Regions from separate parts of the Homo sapiens genome. Here region 1 is linked to region 2. Evidence: chromatin contacts called from ENCODE POLR2A ChIA-PET data. All regions are on one chromosome and are shown on one strand. Each heading gives the region's core, a stretch centred on a gene start or an enhancer-like site at or near the end of the contact. The rest is flanking DNA. Distances are from core to core; before and after follow the strand shown.

Evidence for each region. ChIA-PET counts read pairs that join two places held with the same protein, here RNA polymerase II (POLR2A).
Region 1: POLR2A ChIA-PET joins it to region 2 with 16 read pairs in PC-9. The contact joins the enhancer-like site here to the promoter of SLC25A34 in region 2. POLR2A ChIA-PET finds 5 or more read pairs at or near these places in 5 of 52 experiments (B cell, OCI-LY7, PC-9 and 2 more).

Annotation. Positions count from the first base shown.
Region 1 is chr1:15,831,946-15,838,048 of GRCh38, forward strand. It overlaps SPEN-AS1 (SPEN antisense RNA 1), which reads right to left. Exons shown (of 2, transcript NR_024279.1): 2 at 2,270-4,961. Among named protein-coding and RNA genes, the nearest start is that of SPEN, 13 kb to the right of the region's middle. RefSeq lists silencers at 2,924-3,153, 5,309-5,603, 5,624-5,693 and enhancers at 3,043-4,028, 3,594-3,703, 3,894-3,943, 4,174-4,223. Within about 2 kb of position 2,471, at least 41 of the 41 ENCODE cell types and tissues checked have a DNase peak (open chromatin) inside an H3K27ac peak, as active enhancers do; they include B cell, OCI-LY7 and PC-9, where a contact is called at or near this core.
Region 2 is chr1:15,731,096-15,737,507 of GRCh38, forward strand. It overlaps SLC25A34 (solute carrier family 25 member 34), which reads left to right and starts at 5,163. Exons shown (of 5, transcript NM_207348.3): 1 at 5,163-5,768. The coding sequence starts at 5,391. PLEKHM2 (pleckstrin homology and RUN domain containing M2) reads left to right here. Exons shown (of 20, transcript NM_015164.4): 16 at 97-162; 17 at 794-953; 18 at 1,255-1,434; 19 at 1,517-1,633; 20 at 2,702-3,674. The coding sequence ends at 2,839. RefSeq lists enhancers at 3,497-4,262, 4,263-5,029.

The DNA.
Region 1 (6,103 bases), core at 1,221-3,720, 98 kb after region 2:
TACATAAACAAAGGCCTTTTCACCTCTAGGGCAGATCATGAAATTGTGGTGATTCAAAATCTGTTTATTTGAACATGGTTCTCTGCATATTTAAAGTTCACTAGTTCCAACAGTGTTTGGGTTTTTTCGGTTTAGGAAGCTGGAAAAAGTCTTAAGGTCGATATGAGGATGGGGGAGGAGGTTAGCTCTGGATTTCTGTTTAACTGTTTTGCAAATGTACGCCATTGGTCATAAGGGAGATGTTAACTGTGCAAACACCACCCACTCTTTTTTTTTTTTTTTTTTTTGAGACAAGAGTTTCGCTCTTCTTGCCCAGACTGGAGTACAATGGCGCGACCTCGGCTTACCGCAACCTCTGCCTCCCAGGGTCAAGAAATTCTCCTGCCTCAGGCTCCGGAGTAGCTGGGATTACAGGCATGCACCACCACGCCTGGCTAATTTTCTATTTTTAGTAGAGACGGGTTTCTCCATGTTGAGGCTGGTCTCCAACTCCTGACCTCAGGTGATCCGCCTGCCTCGGCCTCCCAAAGTGCTGGGATTACAGTCGTGAGCCACCGCGCCCAGCCACCACCCACTCTTTAAGAAAATACAAATCAACGCCATTTTTTGTACAATAAAAGTATGTGCTTTCTGTGTTAAATGTAATGGTTAAAGGTATAAAGCATCTGTTTTGGGCTCTGTCGCCCAGGCTGGAGTGCAGTGGCACGATCTCGGCTCACTGCAAGCACCGCCTCCCGGGGTTCATGCCATTCTCCTGCCTCAGCCTCCCGAGTAGCTGGGACTACAGGCGCCCGCCCCCAAGCCCGGCTAATTTTTGTATTTTTTTTTTTAGTAGAGACAGGGTTTCACCGTGTTAGCCAGGATGGGCTCGATCTCCTGACCTCGTGATCCGCCCGCCTTGGCTTCCCAAAGGGCTGGGATTACAGGCGTGAGCCACTGCGCCTGGCCCAAAGTATGTGTTTTATAAATAAAAATGAACCCCAGGAATTAGGAGTGTTTAAACAGACCCTTCTAGTCTGTTCAAGTGCTGGGCAATCATTCTTCGAATCTAAACTGCCCAGCTAATTAGAGCCATAATAATTTACCTGAGTTATCAGGCTACTGTAACAGATTCCAAATTTCCACTAAAACTAATAGTTTTACACTATTTCATTTTCATTGTGCAGACAAAAAAGAAAAAAAACACAGCATTTAAAAAAAAATTCTGTAAGCTCTCACCGCCAAAAGGAAGGATAGGCCAGGCGCGGTGACTCACGCCTGTAAGCTCAACACTTTGAGAGGATCTCTTGAGCCTAGACGCTCAAGACCAGCCGGGGCAACATGGTGAAACCGTCACTACAAAAGGTTAACTTAGCCCAGCGCCAGGCACGGTGGCTTATGCCTGAAATCCCAGCACTTTGGGAGGTCGAGGCGGACGGATCACTTGGTCAGGAGATGGAGACCATGCTGGCCAACATGGTGAAACCCCATCTCTACTAAAAATACAAAAATTCGCCGGGCGTGCTGAGGCGTGCCTGTAGTCCCAGCTACTCCCCGAGGCGGAAGTTGCAGTGAGCCAAGATCCACTGCACTCAAGCCTGGGTGACAGAGCGAGCCTCCTTCAAAAAAAAAAAAAAAAAAAAAAAAAAAAGCCCAGCGTGGTGATTCGCGCCTATTCTCAGCTATTCAGGAGGCTGAGGTGGGAGGATAACCTGAGTCCAGGGAGGTCGAGGCTGCAGTGAGCTGTGATTTCGTTACTGCAAAAAACAGAGACCTTGTCTTAAAAAAAAAAAAAAAAAAAGGATAGTTGATGTCAAAAGATACGGTATAAAAATTTAAAGCTCTATGCAGTGCTTTTGGTCATAATGAAACTAAATTATTTGGAATCCAAAAGCCTCTTCTCAGATATTTCTTTCATCTGGAAGCCATCAAATCCTGATCGATTCCTTCAACAGATGTTCTTTTACCTTTTCATCCTATCATTATGAGCTTTACCTCCTGTTACTGAAATAACTCCCTATAATTATACATAGTAAGAATATAAAGGGCTGGCTCTTCTATGTACTCACGCTGTGAAGAAAAACTTAAAAAAAATTAAACAAAAAAACCTTGTACGAAAGCAAAGGAAGAAGACAAATTTAGCAGCAGTTCTCTTGAATTTCCTGGCTTTGTTGATTTCGAACCACAAGGTTAACATTAAAACACAAAGACTCACATTTAAATATTTCTTTTGAAATCAGAAAAACAATAGCTCTTTGAAATGACGCTGGAACGCACACAATAGATTCTACTGGGTCAATGTATTATTTATATACTCATCTGAACTTTCAAAAGAAGTTAAATGGGAGATATTCTCAACAGGCAAAAATAAGATATTCCAATCTATTGTTCAAGTTTATGGCTCCGATATAAATAATGGGCTATAAACCCGTATCTGGAAAACAGTTGCGCAGTGCGTGCTTAATGGCCAGCCAATGAAAACCAACGTCTCATTCTACTCCGTCTTTCAGCACGTCAAGGACATCCCACTCCGCCTTTTTTTTTTTTTCTTTTTAAAGAGGCCAACCGCTGGGGACACCTGGTTTTGGCACCTTTATGAGGCCTCCCAGCAGCACAGGAGCTCTAAGGGGCACGCTCTGCAGTTGAGCTATTTGCAGAGCTCCATGATCGCTCAAAGCCGAGCACGCGCACGGGTTTGCTACTGGCACCAGCACAAGGCTTTAGACAGGCACTTCCCACGGCTGAGTTCTAGGCATCCCCTTTTTGAAACGTGTTCTCTCCACCCTGCAAGGGTGGGGTGAGAAATCTCACTTTCGAAGGGCTTGCAAGGAGGAAGAGAGTCGGCGCCTTGCGGATTCCCCGGCCGCGCTTCAAGGTTCACACGCCGCGTGGCAGCTCGGATGCAGCCCGGTTCCGAGGCGGTCGGCGGTCGAGACTGGGGCCTCGAGCCGAGAAGCGAAGAACAAAGCGGCCGCGTTAGCCCGCCGCCCCGAGGGACAGCCCGGGCGCGCCCGCCGCTCCGCCCACACCCCGCCCCTCGGCCGCGCGAAATGGCGGCGGCCGCACCACAAAATGGCAGTCGCTCGGTCGCGGAGAAGCACCTGCTAAATCCCGTGACTCCCTCCCCCTGCCCTGCCCCGCTAGCGCCAACGTCGTTCTCCCCGCCCAGGCGCCCCGGTCTTCCCACGCCGCCCCGCCCAGGGGCAACAGGGTCCGGAGCCCGCCAACAACGCGGCGCCTTTGTGCGGGCGCACGCCACCTTTACTCAGCCACACGGGCCCCTCTCCGGGGGGCTTTTTCTTAAAGGGGCAACCGCTGGAAGAAACGGAGCACCGCCGCCCGGGACGCCCCTCAGGCCCGGGGTTACTACGGTTTCCCCAACTCGCAGCGTTAGCGTCAGGCCACCAAAGTGAAGATGGGTGGTGAAAGGACCACAGAGCCCGATAGAAGAGAAAACCTAGGAAAAATTAGTGAAAGACGCCCCCAACCAATGCTTTGGCGGCCACGCTGAGTCCTAACGTACTGAGCCCACTCGACGGGGCCCGTGCGCACAGGCGGCTCCAAAGGGCGGGTTTCGGCTTTCCTTCCACCTCGCAAAAGTCCAGTGAGCGCTCTAGGTTTCTCATGGCTACCCCCTGCCCTCTCCCCGTGCTGGGGAGTCTCGGGGGCTGAGCAGTGGCAGAGGGAGGAGCGGCTGCCGCGGTCCCTGTGCTTTTTCTCTGGCGTGAGGGTCTCAGTGGCCTTGGGCTCTGCTTGGGCCGTGGCTTGAAGGTTGGAGGTGTCGCGGTGCGCTTGGGTTTTTTCGCTTTCTTTCAAACGCTTGCTTCCTGGCGCTCCCCACCCCCCAGCGTCCCTTTGGCTCCATCTTTCCAGAAACTTCTCTGAGAAACTCAGCAAAAAGCATCCAATTTCGCCACTGCTTCCCCCTCCGCGCATGCGCGAGACGCCAAGCGGAAAGCCTTTGGCGCGCCGGAGTGTGAGAGTGGTGCGTGAGCGCGCGCGCGCTCGCCGTGCGGGGGCGGTTCTCTCTGACAATGAAGGGAAAGAATTCCCCCTCCCCTCAACATTCCGTCCTCGCGCAAGCGCGTCGGAGCCACTTCCTTGGCCTTTGAGGGAAGGGGGAGGGGTCGTCCCGAAGCGCGCTAGTCGTGTTTCCGCGCGCCTGCGCACGGGGCCGTTTTCGTCTCGCTGTGTTGTCCGCGAGTCTTTGCTGTGAAGTGCGTCTGAACAGCTCGCTTGTGCCCGACCTACTTTTTCCTTAAGGCCCACTCGCGGAAACTAGTTTCTTGTGGGGTTATCGATTCTGTACCCCGAGTTTCCTGGAGATTAGTCTCCCCTTTGTGCCCCGGGGATGAGGCTGGACGGCGTCGCGCTGGCTTGTCTTCCACCCCTTCCCGCGCCATGTTTGGAACGGCTGTTGACTGGATCCCGTGTGGAGTGTGATGGAGCCTTCTCGAAACGGGAAAACAGTCCTGGCCGAAGGCTTGGGTGGTGCCTGGGCCGGCTTATATTAGGCACTGCGTAGAATGTTTGCTCACTAAGCCCAAAGAAAGGTGTCTTTTTTTTTTTTTTTTTGAGACGGGAGTCTCTTGTCATCCAGGCTGTAGTGCAGTGGCGCAGTCTCGGCTCACTGCAACCTTCGCCTCCCGGGTTCAAGCGATTCTCCTGCCTCAGCCTCCCATGTAGCTGGGACTACAGGCGCCCGCCAATACGCTCGGGTAATTTTTGTATGTTTAGTAGAGATGGGTTTCACCATGTTGGTCAGGCTGGTCTCGAACTCCTGAGCTCAGGTGATCCGCCCACCTCGGCCTCCCAAAGTGCTGGAATTACAGGCGTGAGCCACCGAGCCCGGCTTTGCCCCCAGCCTGGGAACGGGGTCTTGCTGTGTTGCCCAACTGTTTTGGAAGTCCTGACGTCAAGAGATCCTTCCGCCAGGGCCTTCCAAAGTGCTGAGATTACAGGTGTGAGCCGCCACGCCCGGCCTTTAAAAAAAAAAAAAAAATCAAAATGGTTTTAAAAGGTGTCATTTTCATTGGAACGGGGTGGGGCTCCTAGTGCCCGCCACAGTCCTCCACTCAGGCCGGCGGGGCGGGCCCTGGCCTCGGCCTCGGTGCGTGGGTGCAGAGGGCCTAGGCCGCAGCTGCTTCTCCCTCTGCCGAATTGAGCTGGGCGGTGGTAACCATAGTGGACCGCACTTCCTCTTCGTTCAGTGCCTCCCCTCATTCTTGTCCTTTAGGGGTGTGGTGGAAATTATTACCAGGGTTATGGGTTCTTCAAAATACAAAAAGCCAAACCAAAACGAAAAAAAACCCTCTTGTGTAATGAACTTCCCCCGCGTGCAAAATTCGGGGAACCCGGGCGGCTTGCCTCTGCCTCCCGCCTGCGCGGTCTCCCTAGACGAATTGCCTCCCGCCTAGCCGCCTCCCTAGACGTATTGTCTTGTGACGCACCCCCGAGTCCCTGTAGGTGCAAGGCTTTAAAAAGGGAGCTTTTTCGAGAAGAAAGCACATCGGGGGCTCTTAGAGGCCAGCGTGGACGCCGCAATCGCGGGGTGAGCCGCGCGACGACCCTATGGCTCTCGGAAGGTGCTGACTTGGGGCGGGTGCGCGTGCACCACTGACCGCGCCAGCCCGGGGTCGGGCCGGGGCAGCGCGCTGGGCGGAGCCGCTCCGTGGCCCCTAACAAAGGGCGAGCTCATTGCCCGGTGGGAACTGTGAGTTGGTGTCAGAGTCCTCCTAGGAACTCAGTATATGAAACTTATCTAGAGGGTGTTGAAGTACCAGCAAGCAATAGAATTCTGACAAGGCTGTAATTTGAGGCTTGGAAATGACCAGGTTAACTGTCTCTTGAATTCGTAGAATTTGTTATAGATTCTGTCTTAACATAATTTATGCTTAATAGAGTCTTTAAAATCGGCGTTCCTACGGTAATGATACCACTGACTACTAAATAAGAGGAAGAAAATTTGTGGCGTGTATGTTTTATAATTTGAAATAGGCATATCAAAGTTCTTTTGTGCTGTCTAATAGGATCCTGGAGATGGATTTATTTATTTATTTATTTAGAGACAGAGTCTCTCTGTGTCGTCTAGGCTGGAGTACAGTGGCACGAACAGAACTCACTG
Region 2 (6,412 bases), core at 3,913-6,412:
GCAGCATGTGCGTGGGAGGGGAACCCTGGGACCTGGGCTCCGCCTGGCCCCAGTTCCTGGGACAGGCCTCACTCGCCCTGTGTTGTGCCCCTGCAGCAACGGGATCCTCTACCAGTACCCGGACCGCACCGACGTCATCCCTCTGCTCTCGGTGAACATGGGGTAAGTGTCCCGGGAGAAGCGGGTGTATCCTGGGGCCCAGAGCTGCCGTTTCCCTGGTTTGAGATGGCTGCCCCTGTTGGCAGTTCAGCCTCGCCCTCAACCCCACCCCATCCAGCGGCCCTGACAGGTGGCCTGGGGCTTCCACGCTCTGAGGGCTGCAAGGAGCCCACAGGAGGGGAGGAGGGAGGCAGCAAGGAGCTCCTGGCTTAGAACAGGTCCAGTCTGATGGGGGAGGCAGGCCCTTCCCCAGAAGCTCCCGGCCTGATGGGAGATGGACGTTCGGGTATTTGGGAGGAACAGCAGGCCCTCAAGAGGAAGCATGCGTGAATGAATGCGGCCGATTCTCAGAGGGCCAGTGGGACAGCTGATTCCCAACCCCTCCTGGCCATGCTTGGGTATCTAGAGGATCTTGGGCATCCTGGAGGTGAAAGGCATCGCACAGCAAGGCGGTGGGTGGGGCTCCCAGACCTCTCCTGGGAGCTGGAGGGGCCTGGAGAACCCTCTGGTATCCTCCAGCCCCCAAGACGGTGGGGCAGACCCTGTGCCGCACACCCCGCACCAACCCTGGGGGCTGTCGCCCCGTGCTGCCCTTGCCTCCTCGCTCCCGTTTCACCCTCCTCCTCTGGCCCAGGGGGGAGCAGTGCGGTGGCTGCCGGAGAGCCAACACCACGGATCGGCCCCACGCCTTCCAGGTCATTCTCTCCGACCGGCCCTGCCTGGAGCTAAGTGCCGAGAGCGAGGCCGAGATGGCCGAGTGGATGCAGCATCTCTGCCAGGCTGTGTCCAAAGGGGTGAGCTTCGCCTGCCCCTACCGCTCACCTGGCTTGCCTGACCCACCCAGACCCCCAGGGTCCCATCCCTAAACCCATAGTCACAGAGCAACCTGAGGGCCAAGACGGACCTCCAGGGGGCAGCCCAGGAATGGACCCTGGAGCTCAGAGGCATCACCCCCATCCCCGCCTCTGCTCCCGATCCCTGGAGGGAGATCCCTGGAGGGAGAGCAGAAGGGCTGGCTGGTCCCCTGGAGTGTGGACTTCTGGTGCAGACCAGCCCTGGAGGCCCCAGCCTGCCTCTCCCCTGCCCCGCTGCCAGGTCATCCCCCAGGGCGTAGCTCCCAGCCCCTGCATACCCTGCTGCCTGGTCCTCACGGATGACCGCCTCTTTACGTGCCATGAGGATTGCCAGACCAGCTTCTTCCGCTCTTTGGGCACAGCCAAGCTGGGCGACATCAGCGCCGTCTCCACCGAGCCGGGCAAGGAGTACTGCGTCTTGGTGAGCTTTGAGTGGGGGCGGGGCTGCAAGGCCTGCAGAAGGAAAGCTCTGGCTGCTCACCCGGGGGCCTGGCTCTCCCTAGGAGTTCTCCCAGGACAGCCAGCAGCTCCTCCCGCCCTGGGTCATCTACCTGAGCTGCACTTCTGAACTGGACCGATTGCTGTCTGCACTGAACTCTGGGTGGAAAACCATCTATCAGGTACCCAGCTGCCCAGGAAACCCATTAGCCAGGGACCCTGTGGAGTGGGAGCCACTCCCCGGGGAGAGGAACCCCTGCTGCTCCCAGGACTTGGCCCTGCCTCCAGGGTCCTGGGCACAGCCATGTACCAGGGCGCTCCTGCCTCAGCCCCGGGGGTGAGTGCCTGCTGCTCTTAAAACAAACCCAGAAGAGTCCTCACTGTCCTTGCCGTCTCTTGCTGCGCACAAGCCTGCCAGGCTGGGAGCCCGAGGCCCTCAAGCCACTCAGCATTGCTGCCTCAAGGGCCTGGGAGGGAAGGGGTGGGCCCTGGGAGGTGGGTGTGGGACTCCAGCCCCGGTGGTTCTGCCTCTGGTTTGGACTGGGCCTTGGGTGATTGAGGGTGGCCTGGCAGGAGAGAGCTGTCTGGGGGCAGAGGCCAAGGTGGGCATGTTGGTGCCAGCCCCAGACTGAGCAGACACACCTGACAGGCACAAAAACTTAGAATCAAAAGGACAAAACCCTGACTCCCAGTGAGTCTGAGGCCAAAGCTGAAAACAGAACCCAAGAAGCTTAATTCCTGACCTCAGTTCCAATCAAACAGCACGAATTGTGGTGGACCTCCAGCTGTGCTCAGATGGGGGGACACAATATTGGCAGTACCCTCTTCCTTGCCCTCCAGGCTGAGTGCCAGTGTGGGAGCGTGCTCATGAGAGCCCTGCACAAGCGGGTTTTGAGCACATGCTACGCTCTAGCCCCGTGGAAGCCTGGACTAGTTAGAGGCAGAGAACAGCTCAGGACAGACACCTCCCTGCAGAGCCAAACAGAGTGCAGCGCCTGCCTCGCTGGGCCATCCTGAGAGCTGGGGCCTTCCCAGGAAAGAGGGAGCTCGGGGGGCACCACCCCATCCTCAGCTCAAGCCCCTGGAAGAGCGGGAGAAACTAGCAGCGTGGAAGATGTTCCCAGGGAGAGATGGGGAGGGCCTGACAGGGGCTCCGTGGCCAAGGCAGAGGCAGGCCTGGTGCCCACAAGCCCTGAAGACTCCTGTGGCCCTCAGTGGCCCTCATCTGTTCTCTGCACGCCCCAACACAGGTGGACCTCCCCCACACGGCGATCCAGGAAGCCTCCAACAAGAAGAAATTCGAGGATGCCTTGAGCCTCATCCACAGCGCCTGGCAGCGGAGCGACAGTCTCTGCCGCGGCCGAGCCTCCCGAGACCCCTGGTGCTGAGGCAGAGCTGGTTGGCGTCCCTGGTGGGCAGGAAAGGAAGGCACGCCAGCCGGCAGGCACACTGTCACGGCTGTTGTCATGCTGTCGGGAGCCTACAGTCCACCCCTGCCCTGGGCGGCAGAACCACCGAGTGTGGCTTAAGACAGGGTCCCTCCACTCCAGGGATCCAGATCAGGTGCCCGGCACCCCTGGGCATCCTGCCCGACAGGTAGCGAATGGAGGTCGCTGGGGGCAGAGGGTCCGAGCCCTGTGGGCTCTGCGGATGCACGCCCTCCTCCCGGGCCTCCGCCTCAGTCTGCAGAATTTCTGCCGAGTGGCACCGAGAACACCATCCATCTAAGGACGAACAAAAGAACCAGGAGGGCGGGACCCCCCTCTTCCTCTCCTGGGTTGGGGGCTGGGGCCCTGAGTGCCCAGCCATCCTTGTTCGTGTTTGAACACTCTCCTGGCCACGTGGGGAAGCGGGAACACGGGGTGTCTGCGCATGTTTCCTCCTCCTAGCTCCATCACTGCGCACACAGCTGCCTGCCTCGCCAGATGCAGGGGGGCGGGCAGCCCTCCCTGGCTGCCAGGAGGCTCTGCATGCCCACAGTCCTGCCCTGCCTGTCCCCTCAACCCGGCAGTGCCTGTAGCACCGAGGAGCAAAGGGGGTGGATGGGGGGCTTGGAGAAGGGCGGAGCCCACCAGCCTGGCATCCATGTTGACATCTTCTGACTGTCCCCTGCTTGGCTGGAGCCAGGCCCTTCCCTAGAGTTTCGTCAAGAGCCTCCTGGGGAAGGGGTCAGGTGGTTTGGGTTTTGTTTTTTAAAATAAAATAGACATGTTATATTGCCAAGGCTTGTCACTGGCCCTTTTTGAGCAGGGTAGGGGAAGGGAGCTCTCCAAATCCCTTGGGCCCTTTTCTGCAAACCTTCCTCCATCATCTGCCCTGTGCCTGACACAAGGGACACACGGGACATGCAGAACCAGATCAGCCACCGCTGCCGGGCGGACTCACCGTCTGCAGACCCTCAGGCCCTGGGAGTTTCTCGGCCCGACCTTTGCCCTCCGTCCTGTTCCTGTTTGCTGCAGCAGCCAGGGGAGGAGCAGCCACCAGCTCAAGCCCCAGGGCACGTCTGCACCGCCGCCCACCATCTGCAGCCCACCCCGGGGCAGGACGCTCCTGCCTCCACAGCCCCGGGGGTGAGTGCCCAAACCCAGGAGAATCCAAGCTGTCCTCGCTGCCTCTTGCTGCGCCGTCCCCTCCAGGGCTGGCCAGAGGGTGACAACCCTGCCAGGCCGGGAGCCTGAGGCCCTCAAGCCACTCAGCATTGCTGCCTCAAGGGCCTGGGAGGGAAGGGGTGGGCCCTGGGAGGTGGGTGTGGGACTCCAACTTGGGTGGTTCTGCCTCTAGTTTGGACTGGGCCTTGGGTGACTGAGGGTGGCCTGGCAGGAGAGAGCTGTCTGGGGGCAGAGGCCAAGGTGGGCATGTTGGTACCGGCCCCAGCCTGAGCAGACACACCTGACAGCTGGCCCAGGTGGCGTTCTCTTCTCAGCGGGCACAAAGGGCATCCCAGGGCAGGCCTGGCAGCAAGTCCTTACCAGCCAAGGTCACTCCTCAAGTCCTACTCACCCAGGTGCCCTGAAGTCCTGGGAGCAGCGAGGGGGGCATAGGAGCCAGAGGCAGTGGGGGTGGGGGCGAGCAGGCGATGCGGGTGCCTTTATCGGGTGCAGCACTGACCTAGGCACACTCTTCTCATCGCCAGTCCTCCACAGAACCTTCTGGAGTGGATGTCAGTATCTCCATTTTACAAATGAGAGAAACTGAAGCTCTGAGAGGAAGTGACTTGCCCAGGGGTCACACATGAGAGCCACACCTGGGATTCCAATCAGCTCCCCAGGGCTCCAGAGCCCTTCTCTACTTCTGACCCTGCTGAGCATGGGCCTATAGACGGTGGGAGCCAGACTGAAGACTTGAGTCCTGGAAAGGGGAAGTCAGTCACCAGGGGCATATCAGGGGCAGGGTGGGGCAGGGGCGGAGTTGGCCGTGTACCCCATGCCAGGGACCTCCCAGTCACTTGCCCCCTGCCTAGGGCTCTGCCAAAGCTGGACAGGCTAAGCCAGAGGCAAGGCAGGGGTGCCAGCCCTTTGCCCAGGGCCAGAGGGAGGCCAGGAGGAGGTGCCTGGGCTGGTTGGCACCTTCTCCCTATCCACGCTCTCCCTCCAGTCCCAAGTGACCTTTCCCCCAGATCCCAGGGTCCAGGCCCGCCCTCGGCTGGCAGGTGTGGGCACAGAGGCAGCTGGGATTGGTCGCAGCTGGCGGAGGCGCGTCCCAGGCTCCGGCAGACCGCTGGAACAGCTGAGCAGAGCAGGTGGACTGCTGAGATAGACCAGGGACACCAGGCAGCCACAGGCCTGTCAGACCAGGACCCTTACCCTCTAGACATGGCCTCGGTCCCCTGCAAACCCCAGCCCCGTAGCCCTGCGAGGTTACAGACAGCCTAAACGCCACCACCACAGGGCCTGTGCCGTGCCCCTGACCCGGGCACAGAAGGCCACTGGCCCGGAGGCCATGGAGACGGTGCCCCCAGCAGTGGACCTGGTGCTGGGTGCTTCTGCCTGCTGCCTGGCCTGTGTCTTCACCAACCCCCTGGAGGTGGTGAAGACGCGGCTGCAGCTGCAGGGGGAGCTGCAGGCCCGGGGCACCTACCCACGGCCCTACCATGGCTTCATAGCCTCTGTCGCTGCTGTGGCCCGAGCAGACGGGCTGTGGGGCCTGCAGAAGGGGCTGGCTGCCGGCCTTCTGTACCAAGGCCTCATGAATGGCGTTCGTTTCTACTGCTACAGCCTGGCGTGCCAGGCTGGCCTCACGCAGCAACCAGGTGGCACCGTGGTTGCGGGAGCCGTGGCGGGGGCACTGGGAGCCTTCGTGGGGAGCCCTGCTTACCTGGTGAGTGGCTTGTCTCCATCGTCCACCCTCCACCATCCCATGACCCAGCTCCCACAGGGGCCCTGCAGCCTCCAAAGGCAGGGCTCAGTGGACCTGGGTGGGGTGGGGCAGCCGGGGTGGGGCTGCTCCCTGGAACATCCTAGCCCAAGCCTGGAATCTGCCCCTTGGCCCAGGGCCTTGCTCTGATCCATGCTCCCCTGCGGTCCCTGCCCCACTGGTCCTGAGCCAGGGGAGGGGGCAGAGGGTGTCAGATGTGCTGGCTCAAATCCTGGCTTGGTTACTTCTCTTCCCGCATGGCCTCATGTACGATAAGAATAAAAGCTACCCTTGAGGGCCTCCGCCTCGTGTGCACTCTGCAGGGGGGCCTCAGGGCCACCCAAAACAAATAAAAAATTAAAAAATGTTTTGAAGAAAGCTACCCTTGGCTGGGTGCAGTGGCTCACGCCTGTAATCCCAGCACTTTGGGAGGCCGAGGCGGGCAGATCACCTGAGGTCAGGAGTTTGAGACCAGCATGGTCAACATGGTGAAACCCTGTCTCTGCTAAAAAGTACAAAAATTAGCTGGGCGTGGTGATGCATGCCTGTAATCCCAGCTACCGGGGAGGCTGAGGCAGGAGAATCACTTGAGCCCAGTTGGCAGAGCT